Linked DNA regions of Homo sapiens: all the other regions are linked to region 2. Evidence: chromatin loops called from intact Hi-C (ENCODE). Cell type or tissue: GM12878. All regions are shown on one strand. Region 1 has its middle 120 kb from the start of MIR4305. Region 2 has its middle 6.9 kb from the start of MRPS31. Region 3 has its middle 16 kb from the start of FOXO1. Region 4 overlaps COG6 (component of oligomeric golgi complex 6). Region 5 has its middle 240 kb from the start of LINC00332.

Evidence for each region. Hi-C counts contacts between places; a loop is a spot of excess contacts. Peaks named below come from ENCODE experiments on the same cell type or tissue, not always from the same donor. Only the 100,000 strongest peaks of a DNase experiment are listed, where the experiment ranks them.
Region 1: it touches region 2 in a loop (2.4-fold over the local background); 11 of 110 quality-filtered maps call a loop at or near these places.
Region 3: it touches region 2 in a loop (3-fold over the local background); 8 of 110 quality-filtered maps call a loop at or near these places.
Region 4: a loop joins it to region 2, with 5 times the contacts of the local background. A loop is called at or near these places in 50 of 110 quality-filtered maps.
Region 5: a loop joins it to region 2, with 6 times the contacts of the local background. A loop is called at or near these places in 13 of 110 quality-filtered maps.

Annotation. Positions count from the first base shown.
Region 1 is chr13:39,782,350-39,787,349 of GRCh38, forward strand. It overlaps a transcript of COG6 not described here and the pseudogene RNY4P14. Among named protein-coding and RNA genes, the nearest start is that of MIR4305, 120 kb to the left of the region's middle. In GM12878, no CTCF peak of the experiment used is centred here; no DNase peak of the experiment used is centred here.
Region 2 is chr13:40,775,545-40,780,544 of GRCh38, forward strand. No RefSeq gene overlaps it. Among named protein-coding and RNA genes, the nearest start is that of MRPS31, 6.9 kb to the left of the region's middle. RefSeq lists an enhancer at 1,703-1,752. In GM12878, a CTCF peak has its summit at 2,091 (motif pointing left); a DNase peak (open chromatin) is centred at 1,870; H3K27ac peaks cover 727 bases.
Region 3 is chr13:40,679,760-40,684,759 of GRCh38, forward strand. No RefSeq gene overlaps it. Among named protein-coding and RNA genes, the nearest start is that of FOXO1, 16 kb to the left of the region's middle. RefSeq lists enhancers at 150-914, 915-1,679, 1,680-2,444. In GM12878, no CTCF peak of the experiment used is centred here; no DNase peak of the experiment used is centred here.
Region 4 is chr13:39,686,818-39,691,817 of GRCh38, forward strand. It overlaps COG6 (component of oligomeric golgi complex 6), which reads left to right. Exons shown (of 19, transcript NM_020751.3): 9 at 686-814; 10 at 891-982; 11 at 2,943-3,007. Among named protein-coding and RNA genes, the nearest start is that of MIR4305, 25 kb to the left of the region's middle. In GM12878, no CTCF peak of the experiment used is centred here; a DNase peak (open chromatin) is centred at 2,127.
Region 5 is chr13:39,940,521-39,945,520 of GRCh38, forward strand. No RefSeq gene overlaps it. Among named protein-coding and RNA genes, the nearest start is that of LINC00332, 240 kb to the right of the region's middle. In GM12878, a CTCF peak has its summit at 2,437 (motif pointing left); a DNase peak (open chromatin) is centred at 2,451; H3K27me3 peaks cover 157 bases.

The sequences.
Region 1 (5,000 bases), 990 kb before region 2:
ACCTAAAGCAGATGCAGATCTATTTTAGTTAGAAGTTGTAGTTTGGGCAATCAGCAAAAGAGTTTAATTTCTTCCTTGGTGGAGGTGTAGAATGTTGGACATGCTGCTTGTAGTAACCTGTGGGAGGCCCCCCTCTTGTCCAGGTCAGACAGGAGTCCTCCCTAAATACTGTGTGCCATGGATCTTCAAGAAGTGCACCAGAAATGGGTTTTGATGAGTAGAAAACCTCAATCTCTCCTCATTTTCATCCAGACTGAGGATGAAATGAAAATGAGAGCTACACCTGTCCTTGAACATGAGCACAAGCTGATTGTGTTTGGAGCCACAGTAGAAGACAGGAGCCATAGGAAGTCAGGGGCTGCCTCCCCCCATCACAACAGGGGCTAGCAATGGCCTTCTTAGGGGCAGCACCTAGACCACGGTGCTCAGGGGGGAACAGCATGTCTGGAGTCTGTGGCTCACGTGCCCATAAGATGCCTTCTTCCCATGGGATGTGACTGGTGAATAGGTTAAAAACTAGGACTTTGAATCCTGATTTGAAAAGTAAGTGTGATTCTTGAGGGAGCTTCTAGGGTGCTGCGAATGTCCTGTTCCTTGATCTGGATGATGGTTAGACAAGTATGTTTATTTTGTGATCATTCATCAAGCTGTATATTGATGACTGTGAACTTTTCTATACATATATTATAGTTCAGCAAAAAGTTAAACAGGCATAGTGGCTCACATTAATTATGTCTTTTTTACAATTACTTCATTATAGAAGAATGTATTAGTAAAGCTCGAGTATTGATTTCACCTCATATTTTTAATGATGATCCTAGAGGTCTTACATATTTTCAAATAACAAATAATAATTCATTCTCTTTATTCCTGCAGGTGGAGACAAAGCTATATCATTCAATCCTATGCCCTTTGTTAGGAAATATTTACTTTTTAAATGGAAATAAATATTGTCCTTGACAAGAGTGTGGCAGCCATTGGGCAAGTAGGATGGTATTATTTAGAAAATGTTGATGCTTAACAACACAAAAGCCTGGATTTTTTAGTTACCAGATGACTAATATTTGTTTGTTCATTTTTGTTCTGTTTTGTTTTGTTTTGTTTTTTTCATTCCTAATGTCATAAACACAATGCCTTATTTTAAAATTGTTCTCTCTGTTTGATGTTAAATTCTTAGAGTCAAGCACTGTATCTTTTTTATTTTAAAATGATGGTACAGTTGGCAGTATTACTAATGTGCTTGTGAGATTGAAAAGGACAATACTTCCCAGAGGCCTGTTAGACTACACACCAATCCAAACTAACCTTAAGTGACCAGATATTCAATATTATAAAATACAGTCACTAATTTGGACTCTGACCCCAAACCAACAAATGACCTAGAATCTGTCTCAGTTTAATCTCAGCACACCTGAACATCATTTATCTATAGGCAGCTCCTCAAGCTAAGTGGCCATCCAAATACAACTGTAACACAATTTTCATGTAGAAGTCCAACTTGAGTTTACCGAGGGCATTTTCCATTCCTCTTTTGTTGAAGGTCTTCTGATAAACATATAACCTGAAGGCAAGTGAGATCATTTTTCATTCTAGCCTACAGGAAGTGGAAGCTAGGCTGGAAGTGGCCCCAAACAGCATGGATTCTGGGGGGAGAAAGTGTGGTAAGAAGGGAAGCAAGCTGGTTGCTGCAAAGTTTGATGCAGGGCCGGCTCCATCTGGTCACATAACACGGTCCACTCCACACAGCCCATTTAATACATTAAGAAGGGATAAGGAGAAGGCTGTGCCTGGAAAAGCTGTCATCACCTTCATTGATGAGCCAAGAGCTTCTATTCATGGAACACTTAGAATATACCTATTTGTCAGAGTACAGCACACCTGACATCACCTGCAAAGAATAGCTCAGGTGCAGAACCCGTCAGGAGAACATCCTATGAGGGTAATGGCATGGCCTAGAATAGCTGTGAGCAATGAGTGGTGGATTCTAGATTAGTTGGTAAACTCCAGCAGAGACTTGGAGGAGACCACCACTACCTAGAAGAGGCAGGAGCTCTGGGCTTCAGATCCGTCCAACTAGTATTTGCTGAACAGTGTTCTGCACCAGGGGCAGTAAGCATTGGATATAGAAGTCAACAAGACCTGAAGTTCACAAGGAGTTCATAGTTTAGAACACAGTAGACAGTTCACTGAGTTGGAATTTGTTAGAAACTGTAAATAACCAGAGCTTTTAGTTTACTGTAAAGGAGTGAATAATTCATGTGGCAATTGTCCAGATGTCTACAAGGAGATTTCCAGCTCCTGTTCTCTTAGATTCAAAGTTAAGGAAACCTGTTTTGATGAAGATAATGTCCTTAACCAAGGCCCAGGAACAGGGGAGAACAGTGAAGTCCTTCAAATAAAGTTTTCAAGAGAATAGAAAGAGAGGAACCTCTGGGCTCCCACTCTGAAGGCTGGTGGTTCAGGAGCTCCCAGAGTATGGGTGCTGAGATGAGCATGCATCCTGGGGACAGTCTGGTAGCCTGAAAAAAATGTGTCTGAGGGCTAACATGTTCAACTCAGTGTCATTTGGTTGTGGGAACTCCTAAATGAGCAATGTATTAGGGAAGAGCAAGTCTAACTTGATGAACTGCCAGGGACTAGGCAGGAATTGGAGTGAAGGCCCAGTCTCAGGTCCTTGGCCTTGATCATGGCCAACCGCAATATGCTTCAGCCTTGTGGCTATGGCATAGTCAACAGAGAACCTTTTTGAATGCCTGGAATTCAGCTAGCTCTACCTTTGGAAGAAGGATACTTGCTTTGCAACAGCAATGAAGGTCATCAAAAGAGGTGCATCTGAGTCCCTGCTCCAGAAATAAAACTGGAAAACTGAGAATTTGTTGAAATTCTAGTAAACTCCTTGGCATTCTGGGCTATATCAGGGTATATAGTGAGGATGTCGGAAAACTGAAGGTAGTAAGGCAGGGATTAAAGGGGTTGGATTTCTTGTTATCTGGCCATGTGAGAAATTAAGTATTTTACTTTGGGTCTTCACTGGTAAATACTACCTTCTCATATTTATTTAGTTTTTCTAGCCAGTCAAATTTAGCAGTTGGGGGTTTTATACCAACTTTGGTGACACTAATGTTAATAAATTCTGATAACCCACTACCATCAGACCAGCCCTTCTCAGATTGAAAATTAACTTATGTCTATGGTCATTTTCTAGTTACTATTCAGGAGTTCTCTCGTACACACAATTCATCCTTTAAATTGTTAACAGTGTCTACTTACACTCCTCCATCAGAAACAAAAAGGATCAGAGAATTTACCCTAACAGGTATTTCTGCTAATCCTTTTATTTTTGAATTATTTAATATTTTTGATAGGGCATTCAGAAGAGACCTCAGCTGGAAGATTACACCTCATACAACATCTTGCTTTTCTAGTTTATCTTGTATTTAAACTAAATCCTTCAGATGAGAAATTGAAGCAGAAGGACCACTCCCAAATCAAAACGGAGAGAGTAGGGGTTAAGAGTACTTGGAGGATGGAGGATTTTCCACTTTGCTCAGCTTTGGGGAGTGAAGGAAATGATATATCAAAGTAGGGACAGAACTCAATGCCCTGGGATACAAATGTGATGTACAGAGAGTAGGATGATCTCTATAAGGTACAGTCAGGATAGAGCCCAGCAGTGCCTCAACCGTATACATCCCTGGCTCAGGAAATCCTGCACTCCAACAGCAGGAAACATAGGAGCACTCTGAAATCCTAGGGCTTAAAACTCCTCACTGGTGGAGAAGGGTTAGCAGGCTAGCAAAGGAAGCTATATGAACCCTAGTGAGAAGAGAGGAGGAAATCAGTGACCCAAAACAACCAGGCTTGGGAGGCCAGGCTAAAGGGAGAAATTTCCCTCTCCAGGAGATTACAGGAAGCTGGTCCAGACCTCTGCGGCAGCATGAATAGCCAGAGGAAGGAATGGGGAGGCAGATAAAGAGGGCAGCTGAACACTGGCTCGGCCCCTTTTAATCCAGCTGACAGTGAGTGGAAGGAGAATAGTGGATGCCCGGACAAGGGCATGTGGTTCTAGGTGATCGTGGGATCCTGCAGAGTTTGTTGTCAATGGGCAGGGAGTGGAGAGGAGATGCACAGTTGTTAGGACTGGACAGTTTGGAAATCACATTTCAAGAAAATGACAACCCCAGTAGGGTAAGTGATATTGAAACAAGGTTTGCAGAGAGAAAATGGTACTCACTTATATTTGCACTTTTAAGATTCAACTTTACAAAGGTGGCATTTCAGACAAATATGAAATTGATAATCATTTTTTATAGGGCTCCCAGGAAGAGCCACTCTGTGATGTGAATTCTATCTAGCCCTGCTGATTTGAGGTCTCTGGATTCCAGAGGGGACACTTGGATTTGACCCACAGCAACCCTATTAACTCATTGCTGAAATGAAGCAAAACTTTTACTTGTTGGTTGACTGATTGATTCGTGTAAGCCCCCTCAGATTCTAGCATGCATGAGAAGAGGAAGAAGCCTGATCAAACTGTCTCCCATCCATAATACAATAACTATACATTATTAAGAAAGATTTGCATCTGAAATGCTCAAGACAACTGAGACACTTAATACTATTAATCACATTATGAGCCCCAAGAGATTGCTTACTGGAAGGGATTTTGAGAAATTTACAGATGGGAAATGGAAGGCACCACAAGTCTGCTGGTTCTCTGCCCATTTTTTTTCTCAAAGGTAGGAAATGTCCCTCTTCATTGTGAGATTGGCTCATCATGCTGTGAACTATAATGAGCAGACTGGGTCAAGGGTCAGGGGAGTGGAGTGAAAAAGAGAGTGTGGGTGGTCACTGCACAAAAAGCCAGTTCCAGGCAAGATGGTCAAATTTAGTTTCAGCAAAGTGTTCTTGCACTGCCTGCCAAGAAGATGGGGTTAATTGGTAGGAAAGTGTGGGAGGAAACTGATGTTAGTGGAACATTTAACTGCATGCTTTAGCATTTA
Region 2 (5,000 bases):
AATCAACTCTGAATTAACTTTCAATGCCTCTGTGTAAAAATGCATGTAAGACTTTTTCCAATAAAATCAGGAGGCAGCATAAACATGCCCAATATGGTAATGAGAATAATAATACCACTAACTGCCATCGTTGCATACTAAACCATTTACATTCTTATCTCATTTAATTTTCTCATTGACATCAGAATTATCCAACAAGATCAGTCCGATGTCACAGCAGATGTATGAAACCCTGTAGCAAGGAGTCCAGGAATGGTCAATATTTGAAAATCCAACTAGCCAGGTCAGCAATGGCCCCAGTCTTCTGAGGTTTGCTCTTTGTGAAATAAGCCTGCAGAATAAACCCAGTTGTCCAGCAGTTTCAGCTACCTACTTCAATTTACTTGTGGCTCCACTAGCAAAAGTATTAACGGATTATGAACATCTTTCCAAAGGCGGTGTACTAGCTGAAGTCACAAAAAGAAGGAGAAAATGAGGCTGGATGGGCTCACTGGGGACGTAACTCATCATGAGGCTTCCTGATTTGGGTGATGGATGATGTGTGTGGTACTACACTGGATGTGGTATTTCCCATCTTTTTTCCTAGGTGGATTAAGAGCTTTTTTGTCTCTGCATCTTCCAAGTTGAGACTTTTTTTCTTTCTTTCTGGAACACACATATATATACATATCTCCAGCTGGTCTATCTTAAAAACCAGATCGAACTACAGTATCAAACACAGCCTAAAACAACATTTTAAGAGGCTGAGGCAAGTGGATTGCTTGAGCCCAGGAGTTAGAGACCAGCTGGGCAACATGGGGAAACCCCATCTCCACGAAACATACCAAAAAAAGTTAGCTGGGTATGGTGGCGTGCACTTGCAGTCGTAACTACTTGGGAGGCTGAGGTGGGAGGATTGCTTGCACCCAGGAGGCGGAGGCTGCAGTGAGTTGTGATCATATCACTGCACTCGGGCCTGGGTGACAGAGCAAGATCCTGTCTCGAAAAAAAAAAAAAAGCAATAGATGAACATGCATGCATGTTTATATAATATATAGATAGATGATATTAGTGTAAATGTATAACATTGTGTGAAAAATGTAGCTTTAGTCCCCTTGGAATACACAGATGAGTATGACTTGCTCCCTGCTTCAAGGGGCTGCTGATCCAGCAGGGATCACAGATGTGGAGCAGGTAATAGAACAAGATATGTAATGCAACAGGTGCCTGGGCTGTGGGGGCCCAGAGAGGTTGCACCCAGATGGATGAGTCTCCTAGAGCCCATTACCTCCTTCACAAGGTCTTTAGTGCCCAAAACCGAAGGACAAAGTAAGGGGGAGGGGCACGGAGAGGCCCGCAGCAGCAGAACTTACGGGAGATGGGACGGAAGAGGAAGTGGTTGCGTGCCCTTCAAATTAGATTGTCTAGATACTTGTCTTTCCCCTCTACGTAAGATGACTCATTCTTAGTATATTCATGTTTAAAGTTGCTTTGGATTTTAAGTGCATGGAAGACCAGGATCATGTCACACTAATGTGTATGGCACAGCATATGACATAGAACTATGCTGAAACTGTGCTTAGCACATAATTTTTGGAGATGACAGAGATATGACCAGGCAGAACTGTCCTCAGGTCAATTTCTAAAGTACATCAAAGTACTCTGGTTCCCCCCGCCCATCCTCTTGACTTCTTGTACTCATTCTCTCCTGTCCCTTGGCCTGTCTCTATGTTGCCTTTTAGCTTCTCAGAGCCTCCTTGCTTTGGGTCTCACCCAGGCCTGACACCCTTGCCAAGACCTCTCTATATTAGCCTTTCGTCCCCTCTCCTACCTGCCAAACTTCTCTGTCATCTGTCCACCAGGGGGAGGGCTATATTATTCAACTAACACTAATGTACGAAAACCCACATTGCTAGCTTATTGTACTAACTATCTCAAGAAAATTTAATTTTTAAAAGAGGTGCTTGCAAATTTCAATAAGCAAAGGCTTCGTCTGAGATTATTTTCTTTTTGCATTCCTGGCCCTCTCAAGTTATGCCTTCGGGAAACTGCTTCTCTAAGGGCTAACCCAAGCTGGCCCTTAGATGTATTTGTTATGTTCAAGTGCCCTCTGGAGGCAAAAACAGTCTCCTATTAGATAAAAGACAGGTCTGCCAAACACCCACAAATGATTGGTCCCTGTGCTGTGGGGTCCATTCATTCCTTTCCATCTTTCTTTGTGCAGGTCTAGCACAGCCCTGCCTCCGGGCCTTCAGCTTAGGCACGGAATCTTCTTTGGCCTGGAATAGCCATTCTAAAGACTGTCCCACGATTGGTTCCTTCACATCATCCACTTTAGCTCAGCAGGGCTTTCTCAGGAGTGCACCACATCTAGCCAAGCCAACCTTCCCACTCTGTCATGTCATGCTGTTTCCTTGTCTTCCTGCATGCAGCACTATCTGAAATAATCTTCCATTCATTCAACACATTCCTTGAGTGCCTGATCATATGCCCTGTCTTATGCAGTTGAGATAGATCAAGGTACAAATACAACACGTTCTCTATCCTAGTGGAATTTACAGGCCTTGTGAATTACATGGTTTCCTTTTTCATCATCAGCCTCCCGGCTAGAATGTAAGCTCTGGGAGAGCAGGGACCTCTGTCAGCCTTGTTCACTACTTTATCCCAAGAGCCTAGAACTGTGACTGGTACATCCTTCATGGTCAATCAATATTTGTGGAATGAATAAACAAATGTTTATATTAGCCAGGCACAATGGCTGTAGCAAGAGGATACCTTGATGCCAGGAGTTCAACACCAGCCTGAGCAACATAGCAAGACTCCCATCTCTAAAAAAAATTGATTTTTAAGTTTATATTTTCTATCAGGATACACAACTAACATTTTAAACTTCTTTTGCCGTGACAAAGTTAATTCATTCCATTATCACAACTATAAAAAATGAGGCAAATTATATACATCATTATTATTCAAATGATCAGTAACAACAATAGTTAGCATTTGTTGACCACTTACTAAGTACTAGAGGCTATAAGTGCTTTATATGTATTGTCTCATCTTCACAAATTTTTCTGAGGCAAGTAACACCATTCTCCCTTTTTTTTTTTTTTTTTTTTAAGACGGAGTCTGACTCTTTTGCCCAGGTTGGAGGGCAGTGGCACAATCTCGGCTCACTGCAACCTCGACCTCCTGGGTTCAAGCGATTCTTCTGCCTCAGCCTCCAGAGTAGCTGGTACTATAGGTGTGCGCCACCACACCCGGCTAATTTTTTTTTGTATTTTTAGTAGAGACGGGGGTTTCACCATATTGGCCAGGCTGGTCTCGTACTCCTGACCTCAAGAGATCCACCTGCCTCAGCCTCCCAAAGTGCTGGGATTACAGGTGTGAGCCATTGCATCCGGCCCATTCTTCTCTTTTTAAGATGAGAAATTTGAGGCTTACAGGAGCTTCTTACCATCGCAAAGTCATCAGGTGGGAGAGCCAGCTTTTGGGGACTGGTCAGTCGACCCAGAGTCCATGCTGTCAACCTCCACCACACAGCCACGTTCACATCATGATGTCTGCATCACTCAGCAGCTCCCTCTACCATCTTCTAAAGAAACTCTACACTCTCTTAGCAGGGCCTGTGAGACCCCACGAGATCAGCCCCACCTCCTTTGCTAGTCTCCTTCCTGTTACTTCTCCTCCTACCCTGACCAGAGCCCCTGTAGCTCCCGGACACGGGACATGGTCATGGCTTCCCCACCTCCTTGCAATCTTATGGTGTGTTCCCTCCTTCTGCCCTGCCTAACTCCTCCTCCTGCTTCAAGGCTCAGCTCTTGCCCCCTCCAGACCCTTTCCTGGTGCTCTGGGTGCCCATGCACTGCTGCTCCCAGCTCCTTGTGCCTGGCTCTGTGATTCTTAGTGAATGGAATGAGGTGTGGCTTTTCATCTCCAAATTTCCAGTGCTTAATTGGAACAGAGAGGTTGGCAAAATACTTTGAATGATGGTGCATTTGGGAGTTGGCCATGTTTTACAACTTTAGGCACAGTGACGAAAAGAATACTATTGTAAATAAGAGGGTTAGGGCTGGGCACAGTGGCTCATACCTGTAATCTCAGCACTTTGGGAGGCTGAGATGGGAGGATCATTTGAGGCCAGGAGTTCGAGACCGGCCTGGTCAACAAAATGAGGACCCCCCCCCCTTCTCTACAAACAAACACACCAACAAAATAATTTAAAAATTGGCCAGGTGTGGTGGCACATGCCTATAGTTTCAGCTACTTAGGAGGCTGAGGCAGGAGGATCATTTGAACCTGAGAGCTCGAGGCTGCAGTGAGCTATGATCAAGCCACTGCACTCCAGCCTGGGCAAGAGAGCGAGACCTTGTCTCTAGAAATAAATTAATTAATAAAATAAAATAAGAAGGTTAGAATGTGGCCCATGGAAGTCCTCAAAGGTGCAATCACATGAAGCTGAGAAGCAGCGGCATGGAGCAGGGAGTACTTAGAGCGTCACCTGGCAGAACCTGATCTTTCCTCTTATTCCCACCCCAAGAGACTTTTCTGACTCATCCAGCTGGAAGCAGAGAGGCTAGGATTTTCCCTTCAGGTGTCTGACCCAGAGCCTTCATGCTAAGTCCTAAGGTGGTGTCTCAACTGTGCTGGGCCTTTATTTGTGTGTCCTTTCAATGGTTGTATCTGCCTACGTTTGACCAGAATAATTAATTTAATGAAAGCACTTTAAAAATGTTTATAAACAGCTAAGTATCTAGTGATGGGTGCCATATAAATATTTAGATACAAAGGGTCTAAATTCAGATTATTTTTACTGGGGGAACCATTATTAATGTAATTATAAAATAGTACATTGCAGATATGTACACACGAGAGAGAGAGGGGAGAGAGAGAGAGAGAGAGAAGCTGTGTACACTTGCTACTTCACAACAATGATACAATTCAACAGATTTATGACAATGATCCCTTTAGACAGATACTAAAACTCACCAGGGGCAGAGCCCTGGGCCAGTCAAGGAGAAGTC
Region 3 (5,000 bases), 96 kb before region 2:
AGACGCCAAGGATGCCTGCACAGGGGAAAGACCATGTGAGAACAGGGAGAAGGCAGCCGTCAGCAAACCAAGGAGCAAGGCCTCAGGAGAAAGCAAACCTGCTGGCACTTTGATCTTGGACTCCAGACTGTGAGAAAATAAATTTCTGTTGTTTAAGCCACACAGTCTGTAGTATTTTGTTAGGGCAGCCCTCGCAAATTACAATGACTGTATGATCAATTATGTTTTTCCAAACATAGGTTAGGTTTTTAACATTCAAATGAGGAATGAAAGGACCCTAATTCAGGGAGGCAGTTAAGCAAATAAAGCACTAATTTTAGAGGCAGTCTCAACCAAACCCACTCTTCTAATGCGTAGTTGTTTAACAAAGCGGCACAGTCAGCACCATACAGGAAAACTGACTTACTATGTGCCAGGTATTGTTCTAAGCTTATTTATTTATTTATTTATTTATTTATTCATTTATTTATTTATTTATTAATGAGATGGAGTCTTGCTCTGTCGCCCAGTCTGGAGTGCAGTGGCGCGATCTCGACTCTCGACTCACTGCAACCTCCACCTCCCGGGTTCAAGCAATTCTCCTGCCTCAGCCTCCCGAGTAGCTGGGATTACAGGCACATGCCACCACGCCCAGCTAACTTTTGTATTTTTAGTAGAGACAGGGTTTCACCATGTTGGCCGGGCTGGTCTCAAACTCCTGACCTCAAGTGATCTGCCAGCCTTGGCCTCCCAAAGTGCTGAGATTATAGGCGTGAGCTACCGCACCCAGCCTCTAAGCACTTTTCTATATAAACTCATTTAATCTTCACAAGACCCTACTGGGCAGGTGTGATTGGAAATTGAGGCACAGGGAGGTTGGTTACTTGCACAGCTGGGATACAAACCCAGGCAGGCTAGAGCCACGGCTTTGCTTCTAACCAGTAATCCATGCTGCTTCCTTAGTTAATAGCTCTAATGCTTATTACCCCTCCCTCACCAACCACTCAGCAGGACAAAGTGGTAAATTCAAATTCAGGCTCTACTCCTTATTCCTCCAGGCAGTTTCATTATCTGAGTACTTGGCATAATAATATCTTCCTGCTGTGGGGGTCGCCTGAGATAATGATACAGGTGCTTGCCTGTGGAATCAGCCCCAGGCACTGCAGGCCTGTTTGCAGTCCCCTCTGTATCTCGGGTCTCAAGTTCCCTCTGATGATATTCAAAGAAACTCCACCAGGGCCTTAGGTTCCATCAGGGGCTTCTTCCAGATCATCTTGTATCGGTAACGCACAATGATTCAGCCACACCCATCCACAAAGGCTCATTACCTCTTGCTTTCAGTAAACCAGGCTGAACACAGGTAAGAATAGGAGAAAAAAGAGGTCCCAACTCATGCTTCCCTGACCCCTGTATCTCTTCCCTAGGCTTCTGGAGAGCCTGCCCGAGGCAGCTGGCAGCCCTTAGAACATTAGAAGGAGAAAGTTTTTGGATGCAAAGTATTCGTGAGGAGGGCTCATTGAAAAGAAAAGGCAGCCTATTGAAATTCAAGTTAAGCTTAGACCAGATCCTATGGCTAACTCCCATAGGATATCCTCCCGCTATCTCATGTGGGGATAGCCATAGGATCTGGTCTATGCTTGCAGAGCCATACAACCCTCCTCCCCACACCCAGTTGCCCGTAAGTACAATTTGAGCTCCCCACCCACCATGGTCTGCTGTACATCTTGATACCAGACCTGCCTTTCCTGGAGCTGGCCTCAGATGGATTCAGCTGGATCCAGTCCAACCAGATTGTAAGCTCTGGCCCTCCAGATAACCTCTGTGGCTTCCTCCAGGCCTCCCACAGTTGGGGCCTCTTGGAATCACAGTTGATAATGTTAGTTGCCAGCAATCACCCCGATCTCTAAAACTTCATCTCCGTGCTTTCCGTTCCTTTGCCAACCACCTGTTCAGGCTGATGATGACATTTAATGAATCTCCTTCCTTCCTAGTCTTGATAACAGCACAGGTCCCTCACCATACGAAGAGAAACAGCCTTTCAAGAACCTGCTTTGGAAATTGGCACTCTCGACATACAACTGCATTCCTTTCAGCTCACATTACTGCAGCTGCTCCAGTGCCAGCATCTAAACCATCTCATCTTGTGTCCAGTGCAGTGAAATCACCTTGTGGGGAGAGCAGTCAATGTGTTGGTAGGGACCAAGGGCCGAGCCTACCCCACTGGGAACTGGCTGGGCTGGGCCCTGTGTTTGATAGAAATCCTAACATATTCAGAGCCATAGGAATTTTCTTTTTTCTTATGCTGATAGTTTACTTCCATACTACTAAAATTTGCAAAACAAAATGCCACAGGCTAGGCTAAATACAGTGCACATTCTATCTCTCTCTCTTTTTTTTTTTTTTTTACATTTTTTTGAGACAGAGTTTCACTTTTGTCGCCCAGGCTGGAGTGTAATGGCATGATCTGGGCTCACTGCAACCTCCATCTCCCGAGTTCAAGCAATTCTCCTGCCTCAGTCTCCCAAGTAGCTGGGATTACAGGCACCCGCCCCCAACCATGCCTGGCTAATTTTTTTTTTGTATTTTTAGTAGAGATGTGGTTTCACCATGTTGGCCAGGCTGGTCTCAAACCCCTGACCTCAGGTGATCCACCTGCCTCGGCCTCCCAAAGTGCTGGGATTACAGGCGTGAGCCACCGCGCCGGCCATAGTGCACATTCTCACATGCGCTGCATGGCCACAGGGAAAGGCATAAGCTTTCTTGTCCCCCTCCATCTGATATAAATAAATAATCCAAGAAACAGAGCATTTACTTTTTCAGGACCAGATTTATTCATGGTATTGGCTGCTCTTCTGGTAAATGAGCTCGGCTTCCAGGAATCAAGCCTGCCCACGTAAACATGGCACCCCGACCCCTGAGAATGTTAGCTGGCCACTCCTCACCATATACTCCTGCCATACCACAAGTGGATGGCTAAATGGTTCACGCCCAAACTGTCATCTATCTAGAAGCTATTACAATCTAGATTTTTAAAGTTACGTATTCTAGATCCACAAAAGGTACAACAGACTAAGTGCACTTAAGTTTTGCAATTTGTTTCAGCTTGAAGGATTTCCATACGTAATTGCCCACAGTTGTTATGCAGTGTCAGAGAGCTAGCACAAAAGGCGGTCTCCCTGAGACATAAACCAATCTAAACAGAGCTGTCACTATAGTTTTTACACAGATGATGATTCTCCCTTCTGCAAATTTAGGTCATGGTAATCTGTCTGTTACTTTTGATCTTCCCATTGAACTATGTTTCTCCATCTTGCTAGTGTCTTCGATCGTTTTCTTTTGTGAAGGGGCAAAAGAAAAGTTATCCAAAAATTCTTTTTCCACTCTGGTAAAAGTAGTTTTAAGATAATACTAAAAAGTAATGTTTTATCGCCCTCTACTGGTATATGACATTAATAGCCATTTGCAAAAAAGTTAACTTTTAGAGAAAAGGTAATAAAATTCAGAAAAGTCAAAAAAAAAAAGAGCCTTTTATGTGCCTTTAACATTTGTCTTATTTTTATTTTTATTTTTTTGAGATGGAGTCTCGCTCTGTAGCCCAGGCTGGAGTGCAGTGGCATGACCTTGGCTCACCGCAACCTCTACCTCCCAGGTTCAAGCAATTCTGCCTCAGCCTCCCAAGTACCTGGGATCACAGGCACGTGCCACCACACCCAGCTAATTTTTGTATTTTTAGTAGAGATGGGGTTTCACCATGTTGGCCGGGCTGGTCTTGAACTTCTGACCTCGTAATCCACCTGCCTTGGCCTCCCAAAGTGGTGGGATTACAGAGGTGAGCCACTTCGCCCAGCCAAAATTTTTTTCTTTTTCTTTCTTTTTTTTTTTTTTGAGATGCAGTCTCGCTCTGTCGCCCAGGCTGGAGTGCAGTGGCGTGATCTCGTCTCACTGCAACCTCCACCTCCCAGGTTCAAGCAATTGTCTTGCCTCAGCCTCCTGAGTAGCTGGGATTACAGGCGCACACTGCTACGCCTGACTAATTTTTTGTACTTTAGTAGAGATGGGGTTTCACCGTGTTGCCCAGGCTGGTCTCGAACTCCTGAGCTCAGGCAGTCCTCCCGCCTCGGCCTCCCAAAGTGCTGGGATTACAGGCGTGAGCCACCGTGCCCTGCAGTTTCATTTTTATAATATCTTAAGGTAACATAAATACTTTACCTTTTTTTTTTTTTTTTTTTTGAGACGGGGTCTCTCTCTTGCCCAGGCTGGAGAACAGTGGCGTGATCTTGGCTCACTGCAACCTTTACCTCCCGTGATCAAGCAATTCTCCTGTCTCAGCCTCCCAAGTAGCTGGGACTATAGGCGCCTGCCATCACACCCAGCTAATTTTAATTTTTGTATTTTTAGTAGAGACGGGGTTTCACCATATTGGTCAGGCTGGTCTCGAACTCTTGGCCTTAGGTGATCCACCCACTTTGGCCTTCCAAAGTCCTGGGATTACAGGCATGAGCCACTGCACCCAGCCATTTGCTTTGTTTTTTAAAATTTTTATTTATTTTAATATTTTTAGTAGAGATGGGGTTTCACCATGTTGGCCAGGCTGGTCTCGAACTCCCGGTCTCAAGTGATCTGCCTGCCTCTGCCTCCCAAGGTGCCAGGATTACAGGAGTGAGCCACTGTGCCTGGCCACTATTTTCATTATTGTTCATTATACAGGCATCTTTTAACATTAGGTATCTGACTTGTCTGCATCTTTTGTTCTAATATTGAGCTTTGCTGGGGGAAAAAAAGTTTATCAGTTGCATAATTTGGGGAAACTTTCTAAAGATACTTATTAAGAGAGAATTTCTCTTAGATATTCTCACTCTCTCTGAAGCATCTTTCTTTTAATTAATTAATTAATTAATTAATTTTTTTTTTTTTTTTTTTTTTTTTGAGACGGAGTCTCGCTCTGTCGCCCAGGCTGGAGTGCAGTGGCAAAATCAGGCTAACTGCTACCTTGACCTCCCGGTCTCAAGTGACCCTCCCAC
Region 4 (5,000 bases), 1.1 Mb before region 2:
CTCACGGGCTCAAGTGATCCCCCTACCTCAGCCTTCCGAGTAGCTGGGACTATAGGCATGCACCACCATGCCTGGCTATTTTTTTTTTTTAATAATGAGAAAGGGTTTCATTATTTTGCCCAGGCTGGTCTCAAACTCCTGGGCTCCAGTGACCACCTTCCTCGGCCTCCTAAAGTGCTAGGATTGCAGGTGTGAACCACCGCACCCAGCCTTGGATTTGCAGAGTTCTAATTATAATCAGTTTTTGAGAACTGTTATGGCTTTACGTAAAACAGTAGAGCATCATGTTTTAGACTGCAAATATGTATACTGAAATATACCGAAACCTAGTATAGTGAATATACTGAAACCTAAAAAGTTAAGTCTTCCCACCTTGGCTTGATTTTCCTACTTTTACTAAGTCCATTGCTTTATCCCTTATTACTGCTGCCTCTGCTTTAGTCCCAAATCCCAGCATTGTTTCTTAGGAGGGGTAAAAGTTTTTACTTTTTGATTGAATTTTCAATGAGCTGAAGTTATCTCTTAAATATTTTTTTCTTGTTTGAAAGCAATGTTGCTTGACCGAATATCTAAAGGAGCTTTAAGTGCTTTTTAAGTACTTGGTTGTCTCAGAAATTGCGTGAATAGTCTGATATAGCCACTAGAAACAACCCCAACCATTTTTTATATAACTTGTTTCTTCTAGATATACCTTAGATGAATTTGGAACAGCCAGAAGAAGTACAGTTGTTCGTGGATTTATTGATGCGCTCACAAGAGGGGGCCCCGGAGGTACACCTAGACCAATTGAAATGCATTCTCATGACCCTTTGAGGTATAGTAATCAGACAGCAGAAGAGGAGTTGATGTTTTTCCAAAGGAAATCTTCATTAACATTTAGTTTTCATTAGGTATGTAGGAGATATGTTGGCTTGGCTCCATCAAGCTACTGCTTCTGAAAAGGAACACCTTGAAGCTCTCTTAAAGCATGTAACTACACAAGGTGGGTCCACCAATTGTATTGCTAATGCCTAAATATAGAAAATAACACAAGCATCTCTGTTTCTGTTCTTGTTGCCATCTTCTTCACTTAGATAAACACCTTGATGGTACAATAAGCATCCTGATTACTCTTTCTCTTCTCTAGATTCTCCCTCATTCTGCTAATAGACTTTCTCTTCCATCACCTTTGTCCTGTCACTCAACTGTTCAGTTTTATAGTGAAACCTAGTGACCTTTCATATCAAACCTAGACTCCTCTGTGTCACTTTTAAGAAATTTCTGGAATATTTAGCATACATTTTCTCAAATCCTCTGCATGACACTTTAAAGGTACAGGGTGATATTATCTTAATTTTATCTGTGTGTAAACAGGCTGAGTGACTTGTTTTAGGTCTTTAAGCTACTAATTCTTTCATTTCTGCTACCCAGCCTCTTTTTTCATTCTCATGGCACTGTTTTAAAATTTTAAGACAATTATCATATCTGTTAGTATGTTTCTGCATTGCTATAAAGGAACACCTGAAGATTGGTAACCTATAAAGAGGTTTAATTTGACTCACGGTTCTGCAGGCAGTAGAGGAAGCATGATGCCAACATCTGCTTCTGGTGAAGGCCTCAGGAAGCATAGAGTCATGGTGGAAGGCAAAAGGGGAAGAGCCAGCATGTCACATGGTGATTGAGGGAGCAAGACAGAGAGATGGGAGAGATGGGGAGGTGCCACACACTTTTAAGCAACGCTGACTATTGTGAGGACAGCACCAAGCCATTCATGAGAGATGCACTCCCATAGCCCAAACATCTCCCACAGGCCCCCACCTCCGACATTGGGGATTACATTTCAACTTGAATTTAGAGGGGACAAACATCCAAACTACATCACCATATGTACTAAATGTACTTAAAATTTTTGTCTTGATGTCAAGGAAGAAAAATAACTGTAGTTGAGAGTTGCTGATGTCTTGTTTACAGAATTCCAAATCTTCTTAGTTGTGATTACCTAAAGAGGCCTGTTTTAGAGTTTGAGGGTTTAGTGTATGATTTTAAAGTGTTCTATTTTTGGTAGGAAGTTAAGAGAGACACTGTGGCTTGGTATCACTTGACTATTTTACATAGCTCAGCCACACATCTCTGTGGTTCACATTATCTGCAAGATGAGTCAGTGTTACAAATTGGTGGTAATACTAACTTTATAGCTTCTAACTCTTCAGTATCAAGATTAGACTCAGCATATATGTTAGATTGGCACAAAGTGTGCATCGTTAGGTTCTCTTTCTGTTATTATTCTCCTTACCCAGTTTAAATAAATGTGTTTCCTTAAAGATGTTTTAGAAAAGTATAAGGCAGTATTAAGGAAGTAAATAGACTGTAGTTAGTTGAAGTAGGTTATTCTACATGAATGACTTCAATCTTCTGGGCCTCAGTTTTTCCATCTGTGAAAATGAAGGTGATTACAAGCAGTAAATGTCAAATACCCAGTACAGAGTTTGATAAATAGTTGGTGTTTTGAAAATACCAGTTTTTCTGAAAGATTTCAAGGTATATTTTTCATCTTTATACCCTCAGTGTATGTGCTAAGCAGCACTGCCTGGAACAAGATGTTTGTAAAACAAATGCTAATACATCTTGGCATCACTTCATTCAATTAATACATTTCACCCTCTTTTTTTCCTCTGTCTTATAACTTTAATCTTTTTCACAAAGAAATATTTATTTTATTAACTCAAAGTCAGATGAATTAACAAGGCTTTCTAGACACATTAGGTATTATCACAATTAATATGTTAACACAATTAGTAATGTCCCAAGAGATATCAAACTTACTAAAATATTGTTATGGTTATTTTAAAAGTCATTAGTGCCATTAATTATATGTATTATATATTATTTGTTAGTTTTTTGAACTTATATGAAGCAAAGTATAATATGGAAACAAATATTAATTATGTAGTCATTAATTTTAGGTGTTGAAGAAAATATTCAAGAAGTTGTTGGGCATATCACTGAAGGTGTGTGCAGGCCTCTAAAGGTAAAATATTTTGTTTTTACATATGCTATATGGTACCTGCTTAAATTATTACCTTATTTATAGAAACTTAAGAAACTGATACCAGCTCAAATACAATCTATAATTTTTTCAAATTAGCACACTAATGTAGACTAATAAGAAACATTTTAAAATAATAATTGCCAGTTTTCTCTCTGAGAAAGAAAATTGGAAATATTTGTAGTTTGCATATATTGACCTATTTTTTACAGATTATATTTCCTGTAGTAATTTTTCTTATTCAATTGAGAAAAAAATCTATTAAATTTAAACAGCGAATCTATGAACTCTTAACAGAGAGATTTACTAAGAATATTTTGTTTACTTGATTGCTTCAAGCATAGAAGAGTTTTTGCTTGTCATAGCAATAAATAATGATTAATCCAAGGATAAAATAATGTGTATTGGTATTATCATCAATACTGTTTATAGTGCAAGGAACAGAATTTGGAATCAAATTTGAGTTAGAATTCCCATATTGCCACTTAATTGTGTTTACTTATTGCATCCGCTTAACTCTTCTGCACCTGAATTATGCTCTGGTGGGACCTGTATATTAAAACACCTATCATCCAGGGTTGTTGTGAGGATGACTGTGTAGATGAAGTACATAGTTTATGACACTAAGTATTTAGCAGATGGTAAATACCTTTATTTTCCTTTATTAATATTTAGAGAATACTTGGCAATTGTTGGTTTACTTTTCCTTGTAAACCAACTTCATTGATTGACTTTAATTTCATACATAGAAATTGAAATCCAGAAGTTTAGTAATTAATTTTTCAAGAAATGAACTTTAAAATTAATTTTATTTTATTTCTAAGGTTTTTGTTTTTTTGGTATATGCTTCAGGCAAGGAAATCTCAGATGACACACTTGGTGACAATTGATTATATTGACAAATTTAACTGTTACTCTAACTTGATCTCATAGGACCTAACTGTATATTCAGTAAATAAATGGCTAAGTATCTTGAAATTATTTTACTTATTTCTCCCAAATGAAATATTTACTTGTCATAGTTTGATGTAGACATATATAACTTATATAAATGTTGTTTATTTTGTATACTGGCAGTTACTGGAAAGGTAGAAGAAGAGGAGGAATAAAATGAAATTTATTTTGCTATGCTTTTATACCTTTTTATAACTTCATATAGTTAAATTAAACTCCTAGTCACTTTGATAAGTAAATTTTACTTTATCTGCCTTACCTTCCCCCCTTCCTTGCTTATGTAATTATGTTTCTTTTTACAATTTTTCTAATTTTTGTGGGTACATAGTAGGTGTATGCTTTTCCTTTTCTTTTTAAAAAGTAATTTTATAAATACTATAATTTTAGAATCTAAGGGTTATAATGGACTTTTCAGTTTCCTGTCCTGGTTTGAGTAAGAATTATTATATTAAAAATGTTTAAACTAATCCAGCCACTTGTATAAAGACTTTATATACTGAAGTCTGCCTTTGTTTTAAAATGTACTTAGAAATTCTCACTTCATCTTCCTTTAATGTACATACCCAGAAAGATCTTTATGGCAATTGTAGGACATTATTGTGATCTGCTGGCAAATTTAAATGTAAGATGCCAAAGGTAAAGAAGACACTAGTAAGCAGACAAGCATCTTTTTGTTGTAAAATGAAGAAAAATTCCTTTTCTGAAATGGCAGAAACTTCAAATCTTTCCATATGATGATAATATGTATTGCATCCAGAGAATATTTAGCAGGTGTTCACAATAGTTACGTATCAAATTAGCTTGATAGTGATATGTAATCCAGCAACTCTCATACCTTCCCTTCCTTATATACTGATAGACAGTGTTACAGTATTTTAAGAATTTTTTTTCTGTATGACCTTATTTGAGTATCTTATGTTTTCAGTGAGATAGTTGTTAGTTGAGGAAAAAAATTTCGACTTTAATTATTTTTTTTTGCAATTATAATTCTGAAATTTTCTAGTGATCAATCTGCTCTTGT
Region 5 (5,000 bases), 840 kb before region 2:
ACCTTTGATAAAAGTAGTCAAGAGGAATGGCATGGTAATAACCGTAAAATAACAGCTAATAGTTATTGAGATTTTATGATATGAGAAGCAACATATTAAGTTCTTTATGAGATAGGCTTCATAGGAATCACATTTATTGAGTGCCTATTATGTGACAGATTATGTTTTAACATTTAATGCACTTACCGTTTTAAATACTTTACATGTGTCAATTACTTTGATTCTCATGGTGTCGGAAATATTATCTCAGTAGGTTAGATAAGGAAACCAACTAGGTTTACATCCCCAAGATCCCCCTATCTATTGCAATACCTCTGAAGGGATCACCACGGCTCATGGCTGCCTGCAGGGCAAGTTTATGGGCCTGTGTCCTACTATAGGCAATGGCTAAAAGAATCCCTTAGAGCTTTACCACAGCTAAAGCACAGCTAAAGCACAGGAATTGGTTTTTAAAGTTCCTTAGGAGTCATTTGTAAGTGGCACAGCCAGTATTAAAAGGCAAGAGTTGTGGCCAAGAGTACCAGACTCATAACCTCTGTGGTATACTGCCTTTCCTAGACAAACTGCTAGGAAAGGAAGATGCCACAGGCTAGAGATTCAATTAAATTGATATTTAGAAAGAGGCAATATTGGCAAAGATGAGAGCCTTCGTCTGAATTAAAAGTGGTATTAAAAAAGATCAAGATGGAGAGGTGAGAGGTTATGCAGACTGGCATTAATTAGCACTGAATGGTTTAAATGCTCCTACAAAATGTAATAGGAGAGGTCTCTGATCAGTGAGAAAGGGAGGTTAAAGCTAGGGCCTTGCAGATCACAGGAAATAAAGAAAACAATCCTCTTAGGACAGGCAAAAAGGGACCCATCAAGAAATAAAGGGAGCTGCAGTGGGCCCAGCTTTTGTTAAGCCAAACGAATCCCGGGGAGAGGAGACAATTCTCACAAGGTCAGGGCCAGACTGCTTGGCAAGTCACAGAAGTGAGTCTGTGCTGAACCCAGCTCCTCTCCTTGCACATGCGAGGTTTTGAAGCAGCTGGCAGGGAAGAAAGGATGGAGCGTGTGTCCCTGGAGTTGGGAGGACTACTGGCCTACTGCGAGGTAGATTGTGGCTTTGTCCCATCATCTTTGTCATCAGCAGCAGAACAAAATTGGTCACATCCCCTGAATCAAGGGGGCCAGAGAAAGTTCTTTTGACAGAAAGGTTCCCAAAGATGTATTTCAATGTTACTATTTCCTCCATTTCTAATGGAAAACTCAGTCTGTAGGGTGCTAGGATTTCTCCATTTTTAGAATGTTTCTCATTAAATATCAAACGGAATCTGTGTCTCCATCCTGCAGCAAGTGAACAGATGCTCTGTTTTACTCGCCTTAGGCTGCCCAGTTTGGTATATAACCAACGCATCCATCCTAACTTTAGGGGTATCAGATATTAGCCCCTGCTCCAAATAAATACATACATTTGCACACAAATAATTCCAAGAAGTTTCACTTGCTCCCCTGCTATCAGGAGCTGTAGATTATGCAGGGAAGTTTCTGGAATTCGGTTTGTGTTGAAGTTTGTTTCCACTAGGGAGAGTCCTACTACAAGTCACAGACCACTGCACAGGCTGCTTAAACAATAGGAAATTTACTGAATATGTAACTGAAAATACAAAAAGGTGGACTTCAGAGTCAGTTTAATCCCGTGGTTCCAACTCTATTTCTACAGTTGCCCTGGCTGCTGTCATATTTGTGTGTCAGCTTCATCCCATGCAGCTTCCCCCTGTGGAGGGGTGGCTACAGTAGTTTCTGACTTCACATCCACATACCGTAATGTCCACAGGAAGAGAAAATAGCCGTCGCTTCCCATACTTACTCTTAAGAGAAGGGAAATGTCTTGCCCAGAAGCTCTCGTCAAACTTCCTCTAGCATCTAATTAAGCCAGATTCTCGAGGCCCATGCATTGATTGGGCCAGTCCTGCCATCTTGACCAATCAGTGTCAAGGAGGGTGGGATGTCCCAAGACATCCCAGTCCTGGGGTTGGGCAGTTCCTCTGGGGCCCACGACCTCTGTGAGGAGAGATGGGTGCTGGATCAAAGTTGGGACTCTCAGAGGCAGCAGAAAGGGGTGAAATGGGTTCTGAGCAGGCTATGTCCTGAGGGCCATGGGGGCAAATGAAGAGAAGCACACTGCTTAGCAGCTTCCCAGACAGCTGAATTCTGCTGATGGCATAAAGGGGTGATGAACTCTCTATTGCAGTACCTCTGAAGGGATCTCCACGGATCACGGCTGCCTGCAGGGCAAGTTTATGGGCCGGTGTCCTACTATAGGCAATGGCTAAAAGAATCCCTTAGAGCTGTGATCCTGTAATGGTACTTTAATGGGATTGGTTTTTAAAGTTCCATAGGAGTTATTTGTAAAGTCCTGTCCATTCTGACAGCAGTCACTAGAGGGCTCACAGAGACGCCTTTCGGGGCTGCCCTCTAGAGGCGGAGCTGAGAAAGGTGGTGCTAAGCCGTCCAGCAGCTCAGAGCCATGGAGTTGATTGGGGAATTGATGGGTCTCCCAAGACCTCAGAGGAGTAATCTTGGGAATGTAAATGTTGGTGGAGCGTCTACAGACAATGTATGAGTCATTCAGAGGATGGCGCTTGGAGCAGTTCTATCTGTGCTGCCCAATATGTAGCCACGAGCCACGTGCTGTTATTGAACATTTGAAATGTGTCCAGTCCAAACTGGGCTGTGCTCTAAGTGCAAAATACACACTGTATCACATATTATCAAGGGTTGGAGTGAAAGAGAAGAATGTAAAATATCTCAATATTTTAAATATTGATTACATTTTGAAATCATGACATTTTGAATATATTGGCTTAAGTAAAATATATTATTAAAATTAATATCACCTCTTTCATTTGATTTCTTTAAAAGAAATTTAAAATAGCATATTTTGTGACTCACATTATACGTCTGTAAGACAGTACTGTGTTATGCCATTTGCTAGGGCGAGAAAGGAACTTGGTGGAGGGTGAGGGAGGAAGTGGAAGGGCCAGACACACTGAGAATTCCTGAGAGGAAGCTTGAGCCAATTCACAGAGACCTTTCACATAGGTCCCTGGACTGGGGTAGGGTTTCATTGCAGGAGCTCACTAACAGTTTGATAATGGTGATGATGATGATAATAATGGTAAGGACAACTTTCCCCTAATGAAATTGTCAAGGCTCTTTCAGTTGAAGCCTTCATTTCTCTAGGTACTGCTGAAAGACAGCCATATCCCCTGGATGCTCATGTGGCCATACTCATTTCTGTTTTCGCATTGCCACAGTTCCCTTTTCTCATACATAAACCTCATGCCTGATGAACCTGTCCAAAATTGCACCGTAAAAAAATTCTGCATTCCAGATTAAACTCGATGCCGAGCACATTAAATGCATCCCACAGTTGCCCCAGAGTTTCTGTGTGAATCAGAACAAATGACTAACGTCAAACCTGGATACAGATAAAAAGACACAGACATAAAAATTCTTACACATGCATTTATCTTTTTTTTTTCCCTAGAATATAAGTGTTCGACCATTTAGCATTTAGAGACTGGGAAAATGAGCTTTCACAAAATACTGCTGCTTGTGGGACCTGTCTCTTTCGAGGCAAACACATCTGACCCTTCTGGTAACATCACCTGTCACTGCTTGGCATGTGTCAGACAGATAAGCGTGTTGTGCTTCACCTCCATTTTCAGAGCAACACAGTGGAAATCTTCCTTCTCTTTCAGAAGGCAGAAATTCACTACTTTTCAATATTTTTAATGTAATTTGCTGAAGATAGGTGAATAATGTAAACTGTTAAAACCAAGGCTTCCCAAAAGTTTTGGCCAAGGCCAAAAATCAAAACAAATAAAGTGTAAGAAATTGTGTGAAGTAATAAAGTAAGTTATAATTCTAATTTCTGGGGCATTAATGTGAGTATTCCTTGGACTGTCAAGGTGGTAGGAGCTGATGGTACCAGTATTCAAGATGCTGCTTTCAGAATATGGCTCTGGCCTCCTTGTGCCACCTCACCACCCCTCTTCTCCATATCAGCCCCTGATGTCCACAGTGGAGTGTCCACCTTTGATTTCAAAGGCACTGCCACAGCCATCCTACAGGGCTCTTCTTCCCTTTCCCTCATCACTCTAACCTTTCCAAAGTGAAGAAACCAAGCTTTCTCCACCCGCCAACCAAAGCTGAGGAATCCTTTATTCCACAACTAATATGACAAAAATGTAAATATTTATTTCACATTCAGGCAGGTGGGATTGACATTTGACAATGAATTAGGCTTCATTTTAGAAAACATACAAGAGAACTGTGTGCATCTTTCAGCTGCAGTTTCAAGGAATGACTTCAAAAAAAATCTACACTTCAAATGCAAACAGAGTCCCCAGTGATAAAGAGGACATCCCTTATGAATGTACAAGTTCTAATAGATCTGACAAAGATCAACCCCACCATGAATGCAAGAGCAACTATTCAATAGCATTGCTTTTTGCCTGAACTCTACATTGTCCCTGTTTTGAAACCAGAGAAAAACTAATTTTGCCTCTCATTTAGGGTTTTTTAAACAAAAACCTGTTGAAATATCACACCCCCCTTTTGTACCCACCTTCCAACCTGAGTACATCTCAAAAAAGCACACACTACAAGTTTGTTCAAAAGTGGTAATGAGGCTTAATACAAAGAAAATAAAATGTAGTGAAGGTGAGCACAACAAATATACTTTTTCATCTTATTTAAACCCTACATAGTCCTTTATTCAATAATACTCAGTTGCTATGCTGGCAACCCCACCCACCTCTCTGCCCACCAGGGCCCCACCCCGGCTACTGCCGGCACAAGTTCAAGCAGGGACATTGGCAACCCTGCCCCCACTTGTGTCCTGCTGCCAGCCTGAACACATGCAGGAATGCAGCAGCCCCATTTCTGCCAGGACCCTGCCCCAGCCGACATGCATGCACCCTGTGGCACTGCTACAGCTGCTGGCACAC